Linked DNA regions of Homo sapiens: region 1 is linked to region 2. Evidence: chromatin contacts called from ENCODE Hi-C or POLR2A ChIA-PET data. All regions are on one chromosome and are shown on one strand. Each heading gives the region's core, a stretch centred on a gene start or an enhancer-like site at or near the end of the contact. The rest is flanking DNA. Distances are from core to core; before and after follow the strand shown.

Evidence for each region. Hi-C counts contacts between places; a loop is a spot of excess contacts on that map. ChIA-PET counts read pairs that join two places held with the same protein, here RNA polymerase II (POLR2A). Pooled maps may share reads with other maps.
Region 1: a loop to region 2 is called in a map of posterior vena cava, with 2.0 times the contacts of the local background. The contact joins two enhancer-like sites. A Hi-C loop is called at or near these places in 1 of 168 maps with a recorded cell type or tissue (posterior vena cava) and 2 of 50 pooled maps. POLR2A ChIA-PET finds 5 or more read pairs at or near these places in 2 of 52 experiments (H1 and HEK293T).

Annotation. Positions count from the first base shown.
Region 1 is chr13:43,684,824-43,689,702 of GRCh38, reverse strand. All of the region lies in intron 1 of ENOX1 (ecto-NOX disulfide-thiol exchanger 1), which reads left to right. Among named protein-coding and RNA genes, the nearest start is that of ENOX1, 100 kb to the left of the region's middle. Within about 2 kb of position 2,967, at least 6 of the 41 ENCODE cell types and tissues checked have a DNase peak (open chromatin) inside an H3K27ac peak, as active enhancers do.
Region 2 is chr13:43,557,776-43,562,036 of GRCh38, reverse strand. All of the region lies in intron 2 of ENOX1 (ecto-NOX disulfide-thiol exchanger 1), which reads left to right. Among named protein-coding and RNA genes, the nearest start is that of ENOX1-AS2, 110 kb to the right of the region's middle. Within about 2 kb of position 2,869, at least 3 of the 41 ENCODE cell types and tissues checked have a DNase peak (open chromatin) inside an H3K27ac peak, as active enhancers do.

The DNA of each region.
Region 1 (4,879 bases), core at 1,718-4,217, 130 kb before region 2:
TGTTTGATGCAGAATATACATTTCTCCTATAGAGAGAGCTTGATTTATGGACACAAAAGTAAATGGAAAAAATGAATATTATGACACATAGCCCTAAAGCAGTCCATCTGCATGGTAATGAAAATCTGGCTTTTTCGAGAAGCTGATTTTGCCATTTTCTCTTAAATCCAATTTGGCTTATTTTTCATCTAAATATCAGAGGCACCAAATAATGTCAGCTTGTCAGAGATGTGCTCAGTGCTTAATGATGAAATTTGTACTCACATTTCTACATACATTGATTAAGTATCTAACACAGTCTCGTTTTATTTTTGTTTTGTCATTCTTCTACTTTGCTGGATCTTCCTTTTACCTCTTCAGTGTATCTTCTAACATTGGTGTTCTTTGGAGCTCTGACCTTGGTCTCATGCTTTATAGTTGCCTGAATCACTTTTATTCATTTTCATGCCTTCTTGACCTCTCTATGTATTTTTGACTCTGGTGGTAGATCCTGGTAGCTGTTCACCAAAATTCAGTCTACTCCTGATCCTAGAAACAAACACAGCTAGACTGCATTTGTCACCTCTCTGGAAGTTCGGATCCCTCCATAGAAACCTCCTACAAATGCTTGTCTCTGAACTTTCCTCCTTTTGGCTGAGTAGGATGGATGCTGCCATCAGATGGGCTCCTGGAACAACTGTCCTCCCCCAGCCCTGGCCTGAGTTCTGTCATCATATGAGAAAGAAATACTTATTACTGAAGCCACTGATTTTTGTGGCCTGTTAGTATATTTTAGATGACCCTAACTAAAACAACTTACCTAGAGCCCAGATCTTTTTTCCTGAAACTGAGATCCAACTGTCTAACTGCTTATTAGACACATCTTGGGTGATATATTTCAGGTATATTGAACTCAGCTTGTCTAAAACTGGTCACTGCCTCCTTCCCTCTGACCCTGCTCCTTCTCCTGTGCCCCTTTCTCTGCAAATAGTAGCCCCGGACAACCAGACGCTGAGTTCACATACTTGGGAGCCATTTTTACTATTCTGATTGCCACACTCCTCATTTAATCCAGGAGTTGGCATGCCCTAGCCTTGGGTCGAATTTGGCCTATGGCCTGTTTTTTTGTAAATAGGTTTTTATGGGGACACAGGCATGCTCATTCATTTATATATTGTCTATGTCCACTTTCTCACTAAACAGCAGAGTTGAGTAGTGGTGACAGGAACCATATGGCTGGCAAAGGCTAAGCATTTCTTATCTAGTCCTTTGCAGATAAATTTTGCCAACCTCTCATCTGGTCAATTGCCAAGGCCTGCTAATTCTGTCTAGTATTCTTTTGAACCCATCCACTTCTTTCCATTTCAAATGTCACCATTACCATCTTCATCTGGACTACTGAAATAGCATCCTAAGTGGTTTCTACACATCTAGTCTCACAGTTTTATAATCCATTCTCCATATGGCACCACAGTAATCTTGCTAAAAGGAAATGTTGAAGGTCTACTTGTTGCAGTTAACCTCCCGTTAATGATACCACTCCCAAATCTATGTGACTTTACCTACAACCCAGGTCTCTCTCCCAAAACTCGGATCCAAATGTCACTACCTTGGTTAAAATCCTCCAAAGGCTTCCCATTGCCCTTAGGATAAGGGCAATGGGAAAATAGCTGGAGCCTGAGTTTGCCTTCTCACTTAAACACTAGCCCTCCTCAGTAGCTTTGAGTATTTTGTTTATATTGTGTTCTCTCTAGTTTCTGGGTCTCCTCCTCCCCCTTCCTACATTCTCCTTTCACCTGGATAAGTCTCACTTATCTCTCAGGTCAAAATGTAAAAGGTATGTTGTCTAGAGGCTCTTCCTGATCTCCAGATTGGCTTTGGTTTCCTTCCTGTGTGGCCCATAGCACCCTGTGCTTCATCTGTCATTATAGTTACTACATTTGATTGGCCTTATGATTTATCTCTCTTTCTCCCACTGACTGTAAATTCTGCAAGAGGAAGGGCCACGGATGTACTGAGTCTTGCTGAATATCCAGCCTCCATCATGCTTGGAACATAGCATGCACTGTAGGGTAATATCAAGTGATGTTTCCCGCCCTCCTCTCTCTCCTGCAACTTAAAATAAGAAGAGTGCCTTCTTAGAGTAAGGATTTTAATTGACCTAATTAAGTTCAAAGAAAATAAGTGATTAAGGGAGCCAATCATGAAATAGGCTGGCTTGGTGGGTACAAGTGGGGAAGAGACAAACTCTGTAGAATACAAAAGCAGAGGAAACTATGAGATACATGTGTAACCACACATACGACACTCATTCAGTAACTGCCAGAACATCTGAGACACCCAATACTCCAGATTGACATGATCCATTCCCCCGTCCAATATGACTGTGTCAGCCATTTTCAGTCACAAAGAATAGAGGAAAAAGAACATTACTTTTGTCCTAGTTAGAGAGAGCCCTTGAGCAAATGCCATTTATTCAACCTTTCATTTGTTTGTTTAGCAAATATTTGTTAAATGTGATACCAGATGCTTGGAATACAAATGGTAAGGGAAAAAAGGAGTTATTACACTAGTGAGAAGGCAGACACCTAAAATCTAATTATAGGACAATATGGTAAGCATTGTAATTTAGCAATTTGTACAAAGTGGTGTGAGAGCACAGAGGAGGAATCAAATTCCGTCGTTACCTATTTCTGGCAACATGAAAATGGAAATGTATATATACTTTTTTGTGAGGAGCGGAGGAAGTGAGTAAAGTTCACTTCTCTTGTGCTTTGGTTTTGCATGAGTAGTTTTTCATTGCTGCCTTTTCTACCTTTCTTTGGGGCTGTGATGGAGAGAGTATGCTGTTTTCCACGAGTTTGCTTGGCAGATAGGATAATTCATGCTGCAGGACTAGCATTAGCAGCATTTCTTTGACATACTCGGATGAGTCATAGGAGAGAAGACAGACACTGTTCCCATGATGTCACCACCCCTCCCTGACCTCCCCAAGGAGACACAGGAGGAAAACGCAGTTTCTGTGTGTTGACTACTTGAAATAGCCAAATGGGGAAAATTGCATTTGAATGAGTGTGATACCATGTGTGTAAGGTCTCAGAGTCTATGTGAGAATCTTTAACCAAAGACTCACTTAGCTAAGAACAAACCCTGGTCTTTGTGGGTCAACATTCATATGGTTCGAGTTCAGAACCTCCTTTTGCCTCAGTAAGCCAGATAACACAGAAATGGACTGACATTGTGTTCTTTCCCTGTATTATCTTCACTTTGTTAAAAAATAAGGAACTCCTGCATTTTTTTTCTGCTCATCTTTTCCTTCATCTTTCAAAATTTATTGGATGTAGGCTAATCCTGATAGAAAATATCATTGACCACTGATAAGCAGAAGTAATTGATAGCATGCATTCACATCCCATCTCTGATTAACAGGGGAGACTTGAATGAGTTACTAAAGCTTCCTACACTTTGATTTTCTCATCTTAAAAAATGAGAATATTAATACTACCAGTCTACCTCAAGATATTATCATGAGGATTAAATGAGATAACACAAATAAAGTCCTGGTATATCCCGAGAGCTACTTAAGGTTATCTTTTGTTATTAAGTCCCAATATCTAAGCTTTACTGATTTGTTTCTTCTTTGTTTAGAAGGTCAGGTGCTTTTCCTTTGCTATTCCAATCATGACAGTGGCAAGAGCCTGCTTAAAGATTATCCCTAAGGACTCATACATGACTTTTGACTCCTTGGTTGCTGTATGTTGGCCAAGACTTCACATATATTAAGAGATTTCTGAGTGTTTCAACCATGTAGTGTGTGTGTGTGTGTGTGTGTGTGTGTGTGTGTGTGTGTTTCCTTCTGGGATTTCTAAAGGCAGTGACAAGTCTGTTAGATTCTTGAGGAGGGCTAATTTGATAAGTAATGGGTATGCCTCCCAGCAGGCAAATGTGTTCTCATTTCTCAGAATGCCCAGGAGAAAATACTAGCTGAGCTCAAAGTTGAGCTTACAGTCATCTAAAAGTCCAGAAGGAGGAAGACAGCAGAATAATACAGATGTTCATAATTCATTAGCTTTTATCCTACCACCGGCAACTTAAAAAAAAACCTGTCACCATATAATGCCTTTCTTTCAGAATTTCCTTTTGAGTTCAGGCCTTACCTATTTTAGGGCATGAGTTGCCAAGTGCACTGACTCATTTTTTCATGATGTAAGCCATGAACAGGTTACTGCTCAGAGGCTGGAGGACCTACTTTAGGCCAGCAGCGAGGTACGCACATGGCTGTCAGCTGTGCCCTTACACTTTCACTCACCTGGGCTCCCCTGAGAAATGCCATACTCAACTCCTTACCATTAGCTATGAGTCCTACACAGAGGCCTTGTTAGCATCAAAAAGCTCCTCTTCTCCTCTGCCTTCCTGGCAGCAAGCTACCCAGGGGAATAGAAGGAAACTATGCAAGATGCAGATTGCAATTGCTGGGAAGTGAGACTTTGTGCAGAAAATGCGGATCAACTAGATCCGGATATAGTGAAGTATGAAGAGACCCATTGTAGGAAAGTGTCGTCCGGGTGAACTTGAAAGCTGCGGCAGACTCTTTGGCACCAAGTTTTATTTAAAGCAAGCATTGTAGAGCACAGCCTTGGGGATCCTGGGAAATCGAGGAAGAGCAGCATGATTTACACAGTAAGGCCAAAAAGAAAGTAAATGCTTAAGGGACAGTAATTTCTAAAAACTAGCAGTTCTAAAGAGACATTCTAAATACTACTTCTTTGAAAACCATTACAAAGTTCAAATATTTATAGTGGTATTATTTAGCTATGATCATTATTTTTTTTGATTTGACTGAGTATAACATATGCATTCCTATTTTGTAATTAGGGAAAATATTGCTCCAAAAAATCTG
Region 2 (4,261 bases), core at 1,620-4,119:
TTTCCCTCTCTCCATCCTTCCCTCCCTCCCTCCCTCCCTCCCTCTCTCTCTTCCTTCCTTCCTTTTTTTTGACAGGGTCTCATTCTGTTGTCCAGGATGGAGTGCAGCGGTGTTATTATGGCTTACTGCAGCCTCAGCCAGTGATCCTTTCACCTCAGTGTCCCAAGTACCTGGTACTATAGATGTACACCATCACGCCTGGCTAATTTTTGTATTTTTGTAGAGACGGGATTTCACCATGTAGCCCAAGCTGGTCTTGAACTCCTGGGCTCACACGCCTCAGCCTCTCAAAGTGTTGGAATTACAGGCATGAGCCACTGTGCCTGGCCCTTGCTGCATTTCTTGACTGTTCCTTTGGGCCTCCCTTTTCTGTGGTTATGTAGTACTAATACTTACTTGATTTTTGTAAAGCCTATTGGATTTCATCACACTCTAACTTTTCTATTGTGCTATATGTAATTACTATATTGATATGCCACATTTACTTAAAATGTGCTATGTGTATCCCAGGCACTACTTTACATCATAACTCCATTCACCCTATAGCAGTCCTGTGATGTAGCTGCTCTTCTTATTCTGATGGCACTGTTCCTATATGCATCATATGTATTAGGAATCTGAGGCTCTGAGAGGTTAACTGACTCCGAGTAACACAGTTATCAAGTAGGAGGGTCAGGATTTGTACCTTGCAGCTCAGCTCCGGGGTATACTCTGCCTCTCTATCTGCACAAGTACAGGGAGCTTTGTCGGCTGTGCTTTTGCCTTGGCATTCTTTGCCTGCCAAACCAGGGGTGAGTCTAATCGGTGTCCTACACAGACTACACTCTAGTTAGTGGGGTGATGATAAGAGGTAGGTGCAAAACCCTAAAATATAAAATCTAGGGTAATCACTGTGAAGCAGGAATATTGAGAATTTGCTGAATTATTTTATCAATAAAATAATAATTTGCTAGGTCTGCCTTTTGATTACGCACTGTTCTCTCTCCCACTCCTCCCAGAATTATTGATAGGGAAGCAGAGGAACAAATAAAAGAGAACAGAAATTTTGATTACTGTCTTTTAAATGACTTCTAGATACAAGGAGCAACCACTTTGTGGTTGAGATTCCAACTGAGATTAAGAAAGGAGGCTGCCAGGTGAGTGAGAACACTTTATAGAGGGCCACTGAGATGATCTGAAACTCAGCAGGATTTTCACTAATTAATCCTGGTGACCTTGTTACCTAAGATAAGCATGACACCTGAACAAAGCACATGATGGCTGGCGCCATACAATCTGTGCTTTACAATTACCAATATATTATTTAATATGTCTTATTTTCTAGAAGACTGTCTCCTCATTCCAAAACAAAACCAAAGCCAATAGACAAATGAAAAATTAGGAATTATATTTGCAGTACACATGACAGATGATGGGCTAATTTCTCTGTGAAACAAGGGACTCAATTAGTAAAAAGTAACAACTCAGTGGAAGAAAACAAATAGAGAATATGAATGGGCTATTCAAAGAAAAATATAACAGCCAAGCAAAGATGGCCTCATTAATGATGGCAAAAATTAAAATAAGAGAGTATTTTTCAGTTGTCCATTGGACACAATTTAAACAGTTGATGCTATCTAGTGGTGGTGAGAAATTGTTACTCTGTTGGAAGGAGTGTAGCTTGGAATAATAATTTTTGGAGAAGTTTTAGTTCTATCTATACAAGTTAGAAAGTTATAATTGTAAGAAGACATATTGCGTATTTTTTAATTGTTAAAACTCAGAAGTAACCTAAAAGCATACCAATAGGAATATAGGTATTATAGCATACCTGTTCAATAGTACATAAAATAGCCATTAAAAAGAACAAACCCATCTATGTCAATGATACAGAACAATGTTGCATGAATATTATATATGGTATGAGCACTTTTTAATAAAATAGCAAATGTTTCCATATTTTAGGCCTGTACCAGCAAATACACACGTGTGTAAATATGCAGCTGTATATGCTTGTTTATGTGTGGGCTGCACATGAAACTTTTATGGTTATTATCTCTAGCAAGTGGGACTATGGTTGGAGGGAAGCCAACAGTTCTTGCTTAGTTCATTGAACTACTTGAAAGTTTTAGTTTAATCATACCTTACTTTTAAAGAAAAGGCCTAGAGTATATTAAAGCATTTTACTAAAGGAGTTTGTGTTTTAGTCTTTTCCAAAAGTTACTTAGCCCACCAAAATAGATATTTTTTCCTCGAGGTCCATGCTCTTAGCATGTTATAATTTCTGTTGGAATGAAAGTTGTATTATAAACACATCTTGCTAACCTTCTTCATGATGCTAACTCCCAATATTGTTCTGTATGGCACCTTTCCTACTGTCTTATCTTTTGCAACTGAGTTGATATATTCTCTGCAGTTTGGGGTCTTGTTCTGTTGTTCACAGTTTTGGATAGCTATAACGGGATAATTTATGCATACCTCAATAACAATAAAATAAGCATATTTAAATAAGTATTTCTTTTCAGAAGTCATCTAATCTGCCTGAGAGACAGTAAGACCTAAATCTGCAATTTGGGAATTGGGCTCCATAGACTTAGTTTTAAGTCCCTCTGATTCCCATATTGTTTTCCATGTCATACAGAAAATTAAGGTTGTACATGGAATACTGAATTCCATTGCAGTTTATAAAGTGACAAAGGATAAAAATAGTTCTAACTAAAGAAGATGGCTTAGCACTGAAAAGAAAAAAGTATAAAAACATCAAATAAGTATGCATGTGTTTGGAGGAGCCATTTTTTGTGAAGCATTTTGTGAATAAGCCCCTTGCATATTTGAGGATTCAGCAGGCCATAGGGCTGTCTAACTCTAAATGCTGTTCCCCTGCTTCCTTGTACAGGCACAGCTGAATTCTAGTCAGACTTGCCAGCAGGCCAGATGTGTATGAGTTTGCCAGATTTAGCTGACTGAATATTGCCATGAACTGAGAAAGTCTCTGGTAACATATTTTTACTCTGTTTGTGTCATCCTTTTTGTTATGGAAGCCGAGTGGTTTGCAGAGAAGAGAGGTGAGGAATTGGGAGACTGAGGAAAACAGAAAAACTTTCCTCATATTGTTTTGTCCTCATTAACAGGATGAAGTGTGGCAGGGGATATAAGTAGAGGATTCAGTGACAGAAAATACATACTCTTATCAGAAAGATATTTCAGTCCCAAAGATTATGTTGGCCAGCCTGTAAAAGGAAATCTGCTACTTTATAAAACAAATCCAGTTGCTTTTTATAAAACTCTACTTCTCTTTAGTCTCTGTATCTTTCATTGATTTCTCATCTATAATTCACCATAAGGATCCATTTTCCCTTTACCTGGAAGAGTGAAAAAAAGAAGAAAACAAATGAATCGTCCAGTCTGTTTAATGTTGAAATGTAGAAGTGTCTCCTTGTCACCCAGGCAAAAATAAATGAAAGCCTGCCAGAGCAACTAAGGGAAATAGTGACTAATTCCCAATGATCAGGGTTAGAAATGCTAGACTTTTCCTGAAGCCAACACAAAGCAGACCCATCCTAGAAATATCCTGGCTCCTTCAGAGTGTTCTGCTGGAATCTTAGTCCAACCTGGTAGCCCATCCAGTATTGCTTTGCCTTAAGGAAGTGAACAACCAGCTAATTGTTTTCAAATTAACTGCTGCTTGAATAAGGACACCCAGAGGAATAGTTCAGACTGGAGACTGCAAAATTCTTCCAACCAGTGAAGCCCCATCATTAACACAACAGCTGATGGCCTTTCTGCTGAAAAACTGACAGTAATCAGAAAGGTGCTTATTGGGGAGCAGAAGGGGCAGCTGTTGACTAGCAGCTGGTTCCCTAGTAAAGATGTGTCCTGTTCTTCCCAGTGGTACCAGAATCAGCAGATGCTGCCTTCTGGACAGCTCAGCACCAGGTTGGTTTCCCAGCTCTCAGAATGACCACAGAAGCAGCCTTCCAAGTAGCATGTACTCATGGTGCAGCTCTCATGGATGGGACCCCTCTAAGTCCTCTTGTGATTTCCCTCAGTGGGACACTGGGCCTAGATTTGCTTAAACTTCTTAAGACAGGAGATAGTGTGAGTGTGGGAGAATAGCAGTTGTAGTAAGTAGTACACACCCTATCAGCTATGATCTCCTAACCAACAAATCTTCGTATATCTTTTTTCTCATCATTATTGAGGTTTTTTTTGTACTTACAACCACAAAATGAATTTTTTAAAAATTTAAAACTTCTGTTAGAGACAAGATCTCACTGTGTCA